3 separate regions of the Homo sapiens genome follow, and all the other regions are linked to region 3. Evidence: chromatin contacts called from ENCODE Hi-C or POLR2A ChIA-PET data. All regions are on one chromosome and are shown on one strand. Each heading gives the region's core, a stretch centred on a gene start or an enhancer-like site at or near the end of the contact. The rest is flanking DNA. Distances are from core to core; before and after follow the strand shown.

Region 1 (3,676 bases), core at 100-2,599, 540 kb after region 3:
ACTGAGGATAAGAGAAAACTATAAGACTCTTATGTGACAAAATGTCTAAACAGAGTAACTATTTGAATCCAGCCCCTATGGATTTTGCTACTACTATCTGGAAATGATAAAGCAAAATCAGACACTACCAGTGATTTAATGCTAAGAGGAAAAAAAGTCATCACCTAAATTGTATCCTATTAAAATAGACATATAGGCATAGGAAGAAATAGAGCAAAACATTCATAGACACAATATGGGCATGGCAAGTTTTCAAATAATTTTTATTTTTTTAAAATTTTGTTCCTTTCTGTGTTTCTCAAATGTACTACAATGCACATGTATTATAAGAAGAAAAAAATAGACCGGGCACGGTGGCTCATGCCTGTAATCCCAGCACTTTGGGAGGCCGAGGTGGGCAGATCACGAGGTCAGGAGATGGAGACCATCCTGGCTAACACGGTGAAACCCTGCCTCTACTAAAAATACAAAAAATTAGCCGGGCGTGGCGGCGGATGCCTGTAGTCCCAGCTCCTCGGGAGGCTGAGGCAGGAGAATGGAGTGAACCCGGGAGGCAGAGCTTGCAGTGAGCCTAGATCGTGCCACTGCACTCCAACCTGGGTGACAGAGCAAGACTCCATCTCAAAGAAAAAAAAAAAAAAAGAAGAAGAAAAAAATAAGGTAGCTGTAAGTAACCAAAAAAATACATTTTCAAACGGGGGTTATTCTCATGTTTGGCATGTGTCATATAAACACTAAACAGTGCTAGAATAATGGGTAACTTGACTTTATACACACTGTGCTTTATCATAATTCTGCAGAAAATGATACAAAATATATCACTTGACTTAGAATATGAAGGTCAATATATTTTGTAATTAGGTATTTGACAAATGCTTTCCTGTAAGAGCTCCTCGCTTTATAAATATGGACTCACTGATATCGATGATAAAATAAATATCAAAGTTTGTCATCCACAGGGGAAGGATGTTGAGATAAGATTTTCGTTTCACCCTTTACCCACTCATATGGTATGAGAGGAACCCCAGCAGAGCAGGAAGTTCAGGTAACATTACTCAGCATTACTCAGTCTCTTCTGAGCTGTTTCTTTCTCACTTGCTGTCTTACATCCTTCAGATATTACTTTTTACAAGACTTCAAACACTAATAAAATGATACACATTAGTAAAAGAGAAAAATCCATTATATAACCCTTCAGAATAGACTAAAGGAGCAGAGTCCATAAAAGCTGAATCATCCCATTGTGTAGGTCCCTACCAAAAACACTTGACTTATCAGCTGAGCCAGGAAACCTCATCTTCAGTACACATGAGATATCAGTAGCTGTTTCACAGGTTGGTCATCAAGGGAGGCATTTAGGTAAAGATTCGCATTCTGACTTTATCACTCACTAACTGGAGAATTGCAGCAAGTTACTCAAGCCCTTAATACCTCTGTTTTCTCAGTATTAGGAATGCAGAGTAATGTCTATTACATAGGGCAGTTGTGAAATTTGGGCAAGAGAGTGTGTGTTAAATCCAGAGGCTGACACATAATTAAGTATTCAACTCAGTCAGCGAATGTGTTTACTAAGTGCCAAGTCACCCACTGAAATCAAACCTGTCCGTGGTGCCACAGATACAGCTGTAAGAATGCAGCCAAAACCCTGTCCTCCGCCAGCTCATATTTTAGTGATCCTTATTGTACAGGTCTTGAATTTGACCAATCAGCAGACATAGTGGTTTTTGTTATAATAAAATCTAGATTAAACATATTTATTGGATAATTTTTAAATCTTCAGAAAAAGATTCACAAAATAATATTTTATATTGCAATGTATATTTTTACTTGATTGGTAAAATTAAGATCTTTAATCCACTTTTCTTTCTTTTTTTTTTTTTTTTGAGATGGAGTCTCACTCTGTTGCCCCAGGTGCCCCAGGCTGGACTGCAGTGGCACGACCTCGGCTCACTGCAAGCTCCACCTCCCCGGTTCAGGTCATTCTCCTGCCTCAGCCTCCCGAGTAGCTGGGACTATAGGCACCCAACAACACACCTAGCTAATTTTTTGTATTTTTAGTAGAAACAGGGTTTCCCCGTGTCAGTCAGGTTGGTCTCGATCTCCTGACCTTGCGATCTGCCCACGTCGGCCTCCCAAAGTGCTGGGATTACAGGTGTGAGCCACTGTGCCCGGCTAATCCACTTTTCAGAAAGACTTTTTTGATAGTTAATTTTATGTCAACTTGACTGGGCAAAGGGATGCCCAGATAGCTGGTAAAAGTCCATTCCCAGGTGTGTTTTTGGAAGAGATTTGCATTTCATTTGACTTGATGGGATTGATTTTTGAATTGGTGAATGGAGGTAAAGAAGACCCACCCTCGCCAATGTGGGCATAATCCAGTTCTTTTGTAACCTCCCAGCGGGTTCACCTTGTTCGCTGCTTAGACAGAACCGATTTATCAAGACAGGGGAAATGCAATGGAGAAAGAGTAGTTCACACAGAGCCAGCTGTGTGGAAGCTGGAGTTTTATTATTACTCAAATCAGTCTCCCCGAACATTTGGAGATCAGAGTTTTTGAAGATAATTTGGTGGGTGGGGAGGGGCAGTGAGTTGGGGAGTGCTGATTGGTTGGGTTGGAGATGAAATCATGGAGCATCACTGTCTTCTTGGGCTGAGTTAGCTCCTGGGTGGGGGTCACAAGATCAGATGGGCCAGTTTATCCATCTGTGTGGTGCCAGCTGCTTCATCAAGTGCAGGGTCTACAAAACATCTCAAGCACGGATTTTAGAAGCAGTTTAAAGAGGTTCAGAATCTCGTAGCCTCCAGCTGCATGACTCCTAAACCGTAATTACTAATCTTGTGGCTAATGTTAGTAGCCTAGTTCCCAGGCAAGAAGGAGGTTTGTTTTGGGAAAGGGCTGTTATTGTCTTTGTTTTAAACTGTAAACTATGAACTAAGTTTCTCCCAAAGTTAGTTCAGCCTATGACAAGAATGAACAAGGACAGCTTGGAGGTTAGAGGCAAGATGAAATTGGTTAAGTTGGATCTTTTTCACTGTCTCAGTCATAATTTTGCAAAGGCAGTTTCACTTTCAGAGCCCAAACAGTACAAAAAATGTAGCGGAAGGGTGAATTTTCTTTCTGTGTTGTAGCCAGGACATCCATCTTCTCCTGCCCTCACGTTGGGAGCTTCTGGTTCTTAGGTCTTCAGATTTGAACTTGGGACTTGGGACTGAGCCACACCACCAGCATTCCTGGCTCTGCAGCTTGCAGACAGCAGATTGTGAGACTTCTAGGTCCTCATAATCTCAGCAGCCACTTCCGTTAATCTCTATATATACATATACATATACATGTGTGTGTTCATGTATGTGTGTGTGTGTAGTCCATGTATGTGTGCGTGTGTGTATAGTAACACTTTTGTTACTCCATTTAACCTTGATTACATAACATTCACAAGCAAGTGTTTAAATACAATTCTTTTTTAATTTGAATTGTTTGGTATTTTGTGGGCCTTTTGGTTTAAAGGCTCATATTATTTAGCTTTAAACAATATTCTTGTTTCATTTATTTTATAATTTCTGTTTTTCCAAGTTTATTTTGCTCTAACTCCTGCTATTTTTTTGCCTTCAAGTTTCATATATACATTTTTTGTCATATATATGCATGTGTGTGTGTGTGTCCTTGAAGACAAGAAAT
Region 2 (3,495 bases), core at 641-3,140, 930 kb after region 3:
CTCATTCAGTGACTGTACAATTAAATCTCTTACTCTGGTGCAAGCCCCTATCTTGCTGTGTGGACTTGGTGCATGTATTGGGGAATAAACCTACTATGATTACATCTCTCTCAGAGTTGTTGGTTCTTCATACATTTTGCATGGCACATACCACCTGGAATAAAGACCATATTTGTTGGCCTGCTGTGACAAGCAGAATTCTAAGGTGCCTCCCAAAATTCCTCTCCCTGCTGTACAAGTCCTGTATCATCTAGGGCTGTGAAGAGGATCGGCTATCACTCCTGTGATTAGTTTTGATTAGAGGTAACATTTTATTTTTAAAAAGGGAGATTAACCTGGGTGGATCTGACCTAATCAAGTTGTAACCAACCAGTGGGTTTACCTCGCCTGCTGCCTAGACAGAGCCAATTTCTCAAGACAGGGGAGTTGCAATAGAGAAAGAGTAATTTATGCAGAGCCAGCTGTGCTGGAGGCAGGATTTTTATTATCACTCCAATCAGTCTTCCTGAGAATTCAGGGATCAGAATTTTTAAGGACAACTTAGTGGGTAAGGGGAAGCCAGGGATCCTGGAGTACTGATTGGTCTGAGAGGGAATCATAGGGAGTCGGAGCTGTCTTCTTGTGCTGAGTCAGTTCCCAGGTGGGGGCCACAAGATCAGATGAGCCAGTTTATTGAGCTGGCGGTGGCAGCTGATCCATCAAGTGCAGGGGCTGCAAAATATCTCAAGCGCTGATCTTAGGAGCAGCGTAGAGAGGGTTAGAATCTTGTAGCCTCCAGCTGCCTGACTCCTAAATCATGATTTCCAATCTCGTGTGTAATTTCTTAGTTCTACAAAGGCAGTCTAGTCCCCAGGCAAGAAGGTGGTTTGTTTTGGGAAAGGGCTGTTAATAGTTTTTGTTTTGAACTATAAACTATAAACTGGCCAGGCATGGTGGCTCACACCTGTAATCCCAGCATTTTGGGAGGCTGAGGTGGGCAGATCACTTGAGGTCAGGAGTTCAAGACTAGCCTGGTCAACATGGTAAAACCCCATCTCTACTAAAAATACAAAAATTAACTGGGGCCAGGTGGTGGGTCCTGGCTACTCAGGAGGCTGAGGCAGGAGAATCGCTTGAACCCGGGAAGTGGAGGTTGCAATGAGCCAAGATGGAGCCACTGCACTCCAGCCTGGGCAACAGAGCAAGACTCTGTCTGGAAAAACCAACCAACCAACCAACAAACAACAAAAAAACCACTATAAACCAAGTTCCTCCCAAAGTTACTTCAGCCTACACCCAGGAAGGAACACGGACAGCTTAGAGGTTAAAAGCAAGATGGAGTCAGTTAGGTTAGATCTCTTTCACTGTCTCAGTCATAATTTTGCAAAGGCCATTTCAAAGTGACCACTAAAAGGAACTGGGATTGCAGGGTGCAGAGATTCAAACACAGTGCTGGGACCACTCTCTTCTGGATTTGACTCATGCGTGAGAGGAATAAACCTATACATTTTACTTAGCCACCTGCTTTTCGGAATTTGTGGGCAAGCTAGATTTTACCGAATGCAGACTAACCTGCTCCAACTCAAACAAAGAACCAGCTTTTAAAATTGTGGTTTATTATATAGGTTGTAATGTTTTGTCTTCTAGAATCTGCAGACACAAACAACCCATACGCTTCATTCCACAATTCACAGACCGTGGTCATTAGCAAAAAAGGTCAGAGGGAAAATTCATGGGCCTTATCAGAAAATTATTAGCCTGATAGATCAATGCTGTGTTTGAAGTATTCTAATGTAATCAACTGCCTCTGCAAAGTGAACAAAAGGAGGCCATTATGCAAATAAGAACCATTCATTTCAGAGGAAGGAGCTTTGGTTTCCTGGTACAGAGTCAACAAAATGAGGAAGCTGCGAAAGCCCTGGCTCATGTAGTTAACCTTGGGTCACTGTACCCTCCAGCCTCAGCACAGTTAATCCATGAATACTTGCAGTCAACAGCCTCTAAAGGTCACCAGACTCTGAAGTCCAGTTACTATTTGTTACCAAGTTTACAATTCAGAATTTATAGGAAATAAATATGTAGCCTGCATCACTAATGTGCCAAGCTTTGGGACAGGTTTCTTTCTAATTAGATCTCTGAAGGATTTTCCTGAAGGAGTCCCTCATGCTCTTGATTTCATCAACAGGCACTGTGCGGAAGCCCCTCCACCATGATGGTTTTGCTCAAGAAACCTTCATCTTGCAAAAGACAAAATGACAACAAATTCCGTTCCAAGATGCCAATTGGCTTTATTGACATCCTAGAATCAGGCAGCACTATATTCTCTAAAATGGAATATGTGTTCCAATGAACTGAACACAGGAGATTGGCTTTACAGATAGAAAAAGGGCTGAAGAAAGAGAAACAAAGAATAAAAAGTGTATTGGGTGCTTCCAAGTTACTTTCCTTGTAAGCCACTGTGTCAGAGGCATTTGAACCACAGCGACTCCATCTTGAGTGAGGACTAGGAAAACGAGGCTGGGACTTGCTGAGCTGCATTTCCAGAAAGTCAGGCATCCTTAGCTTCTAGATGTTTATTAAGCAGACCCAGACTCGGGAGTGTCTAGATATCCCGATATCTGGAGAACAAAGGCATTCCTAATTTTGCTTTAAAGATAATAATATCGATTCTTGCAAAATATAGTAATTGAGAAAATTAATCCTTTATCACAAACCCTTGTAGCAGAGCTTATCTCTTCATGATCTTTTTTATCCTACATATACAAGTATTGTACCTAGGGTGGACACATTCCTCCTCTTACTTTCGGGTCTGTCCTACTCTGTCTGTGGAGTAGCCGTATTTTCACCACTTTACTTTCTTAATAAACTTGCTTTTACTTTGCACTGCAGACTCACCCTGAATTCTTCCTTACGCGAAATCCAAGAACCCTCTCTTGGGGTCTGGATCAGAATCGCTTTCCTGTAACAACTGGGGCCAGAAAGAAGAAACAATAGAAAAACTGATGAGTTCACATGATGTGACTTCAGATTAAGGATTTAAACACAGGGAACTTCATTATCCTGCCCATTGAAGACTAAACCTGTCCTGTTCAGGAAGTTAGGCTATCTCTCTCCTGGTTCCTCAGAGGGCAGAGAACTGCTCAGTTTGGGTTTGGGTTTGGTAAGCCTGGGTGACCCCACTATGATTTGTCTGGTCTGTTGCGATCGCAGGAGTTTAGTCCAAAATAATGGCCTCAAATTTTGTTGAACAATCTATACGGAAAGCAATATCCACCTCTGAACATTTCACAAAACACATCAGTGTAAAGTGTTGAGAAATCTTTTTAACTTAAAAAAAAAACAAACAAAATCTCAAGATTTCACAATGTTTTTTGATTCTGACATCTCTCCCTCTCCCACCTCCATCCCCTTCACTCAAGGTGCACCTATCAATAGCTTGAAAAACACAAGTGTGGGATAGGCTGTTTTGGATCATAAAGTTCTGCTCAAAGGGTGAATCCATTAGCCACAAGTCAC
Region 3 (3,490 bases), core at 280-2,779:
CTGTCCAGCCACCAGCAGCTGCCCTCTGAACGACTGCCTTCTAGAATGTCTAGTTTGCCAAACATCAATTTGTTAAAATTACAGGTTTATTGTTTCTTTGAAACCAACTTACCCCACATCAGGCCACAAACTGAATATGTAATTCCAGGGTACTGAGCCTGGCTGGTGTTGACGCTGCTTCACTTTCTTGTTTTCTTTTTTCTTTTCTTTTTCTTTTTCTTTTTTTTTTTTTTGAGATGGAGTCTCACTCTGTCACCCAGGCTGGAGTGCAGTGGCACGATCTCAGCTCACTGCAGCCTCTGCCTCCCAGGGTTCAAGCAATTCTCATGCCTCAGCCTCCCAAGTAGCTGGGACTACAGGCGCCCGCCACCACATTCGGCCAAGTTTTGTATTTTTAGCAGAGATGGGGTTTCACCATGTTGGCCAGGGTGGTCTTGAACTCCTGACCTCAGGTGATCCGCCCATCTCGGTCTCCCAAAGTGCTGGGATTACTGGTGTGAACCACTGCGCCCGGCCAACATTTCACTTTCTAAAGCCACATTTTTAAGGTACGCAGCCCACGCTTCATGCCGGGCCTGGGAGGGGGTTCCTGGTTGTAAACCTGTCTCTGACCTCCCAGCTGGCTCAGAGATGTCCCCAACCCAGAGTCCAGAGGACAGCCCACTTTGGGGAGGAAGCTCGCTTGGGGTCCTGGGTGTAAAGCCAGCCAAAGCAACACCACATTTCTGGCCTTGGCTGGAAAAGGGCAGCTGAGAGCATCACCCCTGTCTGCCGGCCACGGTCTTCTCTCTCCTCTCAGAAACGGGTCTTGGATCTCTTCAGATCGTGTGTCCATCAGGCTAGACTGGGAACCAGTTTTCAGTTGTAGCCTTTCTAAAGAGGCGTCACTATTGTTTCTGTTTCTATTTCAGCTTTCTATCACGTTCCCTCAGTCCAGGGAGACCTGGGCATGGAATTCCCATCTCAGCTCGGCCTCTGCCGTGGTCTGCAACTTGCTGGCGGTCTCCCAAGAGTCATCCCAGCAAACGTGGGGGCTCTTTTGTCCTGTTATGTGAATGGCCACCACGGGGAACATTCCCGCCCACTGGGGCCTGTGGGGGCTGTGTTCACCCCGGGGTGGGGAGGGGGGTCTGGCCCTGCAGGTGGGTCCTCAGGCCCCAGGCAGGGGTGTCCTTGGATGAGCTGTCCTGCTGGGGGGCCATGCAGAGCTGCCGAGGAGAAGGAACAGGCAATGAGGCCGAGGCCAGGGGCGTCCCCTCGCTTCCTTCCAAGGCTTCCTTCCGGGACCTCTCATCTTGGAGGCTGCTTTTTCTTTTGGTTCATTTCATCTGGATTTTACCAAGGAGAAAAATGCACTGGGGGAAGCAAGGAGTTACAGGCCGAGGGCTGAGTGGTTTGCTTTAGTCCTGCACACCCCAGACACCCCGGCCGCTTTCCCAGCAGTCCAGGAATTAATTCCAGGAATGCTCTGCGTCCCAGCCTCCTGCAGCGGGACTCTCTGTCCGCTGCTTCCAGCCGAAGGCCACCGGAGGGCAGCAGAGGCCTGGCTGAACCGGGCCGGGCGCTGCCGAGACTCTGGGAACGTCTCCCACTCAGTCTCCCTCGTTCTACAGCTGGTAGCAGGCAGGTGCTGCTGGTTCCTTCCATCAGGAGGGAGTGACCGCTGACCATTGCGTTACCACATGGAGCAGCGAAAGGAGACGTCCCCATCAGGTCTTCCAGCAACGGCAGCTCAGAATTTTCACTGGGATCTCTCAAAAATGCATTCATTTAAGGGATAGCTGTCTGTTTGTGGATTTCTTAGGGTTGAGTCATTACACGAGGCTTATCAGGGACAGGGATCAGTGCTTCGGTGTCACTGGTGAAAAGAAGCTCATAAAACAACTTTCGGGATTAGCTCATTCGCCAGTGATTGCGACTGTGGCAAACCACACTGCCCCCAGCACGGCGGGTGTCAATTATGTGACACAGACTCTAAAACGAGGTGATGTTAAAGAGGCTTCATAAAATTGTCTTGTATACAACTCCCAGAATATTACTTAGGAATATAGTTCCACTGAGTGCAAATGCAGTCAATATTTATTTGAAAATGTGAAAATCTAGCCAATTGGATATATGCAGGTGATTGAGATAATTCAAACTTTAATGTCTTTTTGAATATTGCATTCTCTTGTTTATTCTTTGGCATTTAAACCAGTCTGAAGCTCAGCTGATTCTCATGATTTAGGATTGGAATGCCCAGTGTTTCAGGTGAATCGTGTTTAGGGCTAATTTGGGCTCTGAGAAGGGCCCATTCGTTACTTAAGAAGTGCTTGGTTGTCTTAGCCAGCTCGGGCCGTGACAAAATACCGAAGACTGAGTGACTTCAGCAGCAAACAGGGATTCCTCACAGTTCTGGAGACTGAAGTCTAAGGTCAAGGCACCGGCAGATTCACTTGCTGATGAGGGCCTTTTCCTGGTTGAGAGAGGGCACCTTCTCACTGTATCCTCACATGGGGGTGGGGGAGAGAGAGAGAGGAGAGACAGAGAGAGGAGAGGGAGAGAGAGAGAGCTCTGCCCCCTTCCTCTTCTTTTTACAGCGCTGGTCCCATCGTGGGGCCCCAAGTCATAGCTTCATCCAACCCTCATTGTCTCCCCAAGTTCCTGCCTCTAAATACTGCCATATGAGGGGCTTGGGCTTTGACATGAATTTTTGGGGTGAACACAAGCATTCAATGCATGCCCAAGGGGACACTGGTGGTCATGTGATGGCCGAATTGTGTCTCCCAGGAAATCCTACATGGAAGCCCCAACCCCTGGGACCTCAGATTATGACTGTATTTGGAGATAGGGTCTTTAAAGAGGTAATTAATGTAAAATGAGGCCATCAGGGTAGTCTCTAAACCACAGGGTTGATGTCCTGATAAGAGGAGGAGATTCGGATGCAGGTGCACACAGAGGGACGACCCTGTGAGGACACAGGGAGAAGACGCCGTCTGCAAGCCATGGAGAGGACTCAGGATGAACTGGCCCTGCCCACACCATCATCTCAGACTTGCAGCCTCTAGGACTGTGAGAAATACCTTGCTGGGAGTTAAACCCCCAGTCTGTGGTGCTTTGTGGCGACAGCCCTCGTGCACAGAGACACCAGGCTGGGGAAGCGTGGCTCAGCCTTGAAGAAGCAGCAGAGAGATCACACAGATGGAGACAGATGTGGGGAAGGGATCCAGCCACTGGCCTCAGCTTTTCTGCACCCCCTTAGCTCCTGCTGACCTGGAGGTCTCTCCCAGCCTGGGTTTAGTTTTAGTAGAAATCGGGGCAGCTTTCTCACACATTCAGGCAGAACAAACACAGAACAGACGGTCACGTGCACGGATGTCATGGGGCAAACTGAAGCACAAACACACACGGGCCTCACCTGCCCAGCGCAGCCCCAGGGTCCCCAGTCTGGTTAGGGTCCCTGGCTGGTTAGGGTCCCTAGCTGCTTAGGGTCTCCTCCACTGTCAGGGCA

What was found. Hi-C counts contacts between places; a loop is a spot of excess contacts on that map. ChIA-PET counts read pairs that join two places held with the same protein, here RNA polymerase II (POLR2A). Pooled maps may share reads with other maps.
Region 1: a pooled map shows a loop between it and region 3 (5-fold over the local background). The contact joins two enhancer-like sites. A Hi-C loop is called at or near these places in 9 of 50 pooled maps. POLR2A ChIA-PET finds 5 or more read pairs at or near these places in 5 of 52 experiments (MCF 10A, PC-3, activated CD4-positive, alpha-beta T cell and 1 more).
Region 2: a pooled map shows a loop between it and region 3 (4-fold over the local background). The contact joins two enhancer-like sites. A Hi-C loop is called at or near these places in 1 of 37 single-sample maps with no recorded cell type and 10 of 50 pooled maps. POLR2A ChIA-PET finds 5 or more read pairs at or near these places in 1 of 52 experiments (endothelial cell of umbilical vein).

What each region holds. Positions count from the first base shown.
Region 1 is chr10:3,739,207-3,742,882 of GRCh38, forward strand. The region is part of intron 1 of LOC105376360 (a long non-coding RNA gene); the gene reads left to right. Among named protein-coding and RNA genes, the nearest start is that of KLF6, 44 kb to the right of the region's middle. RefSeq lists enhancers at 364-1,563, 3,137-3,276. Within about 2 kb of position 1,350, at least 6 of the 41 ENCODE cell types and tissues checked have a DNase peak (open chromatin) inside an H3K27ac peak, as active enhancers do; they include PC-3, where a contact is called at or near this core.
Region 2 is chr10:4,126,286-4,129,780 of GRCh38, forward strand. No RefSeq gene overlaps it. Among named protein-coding and RNA genes, the nearest start is that of LINC00702, 120 kb to the right of the region's middle. RefSeq lists an enhancer at 1,500-2,139 and a silencer at 1,878-2,078. Within about 2 kb of position 1,891, at least 7 of the 41 ENCODE cell types and tissues checked have a DNase peak (open chromatin) inside an H3K27ac peak, as active enhancers do.
Region 3 is chr10:3,196,008-3,199,497 of GRCh38, forward strand. No RefSeq gene overlaps it. Among named protein-coding and RNA genes, the nearest start is that of PITRM1, 25 kb to the left of the region's middle. Within about 2 kb of position 1,530, at least 7 of the 41 ENCODE cell types and tissues checked have a DNase peak (open chromatin) inside an H3K27ac peak, as active enhancers do; they include PC-3, where a contact is called at or near this core.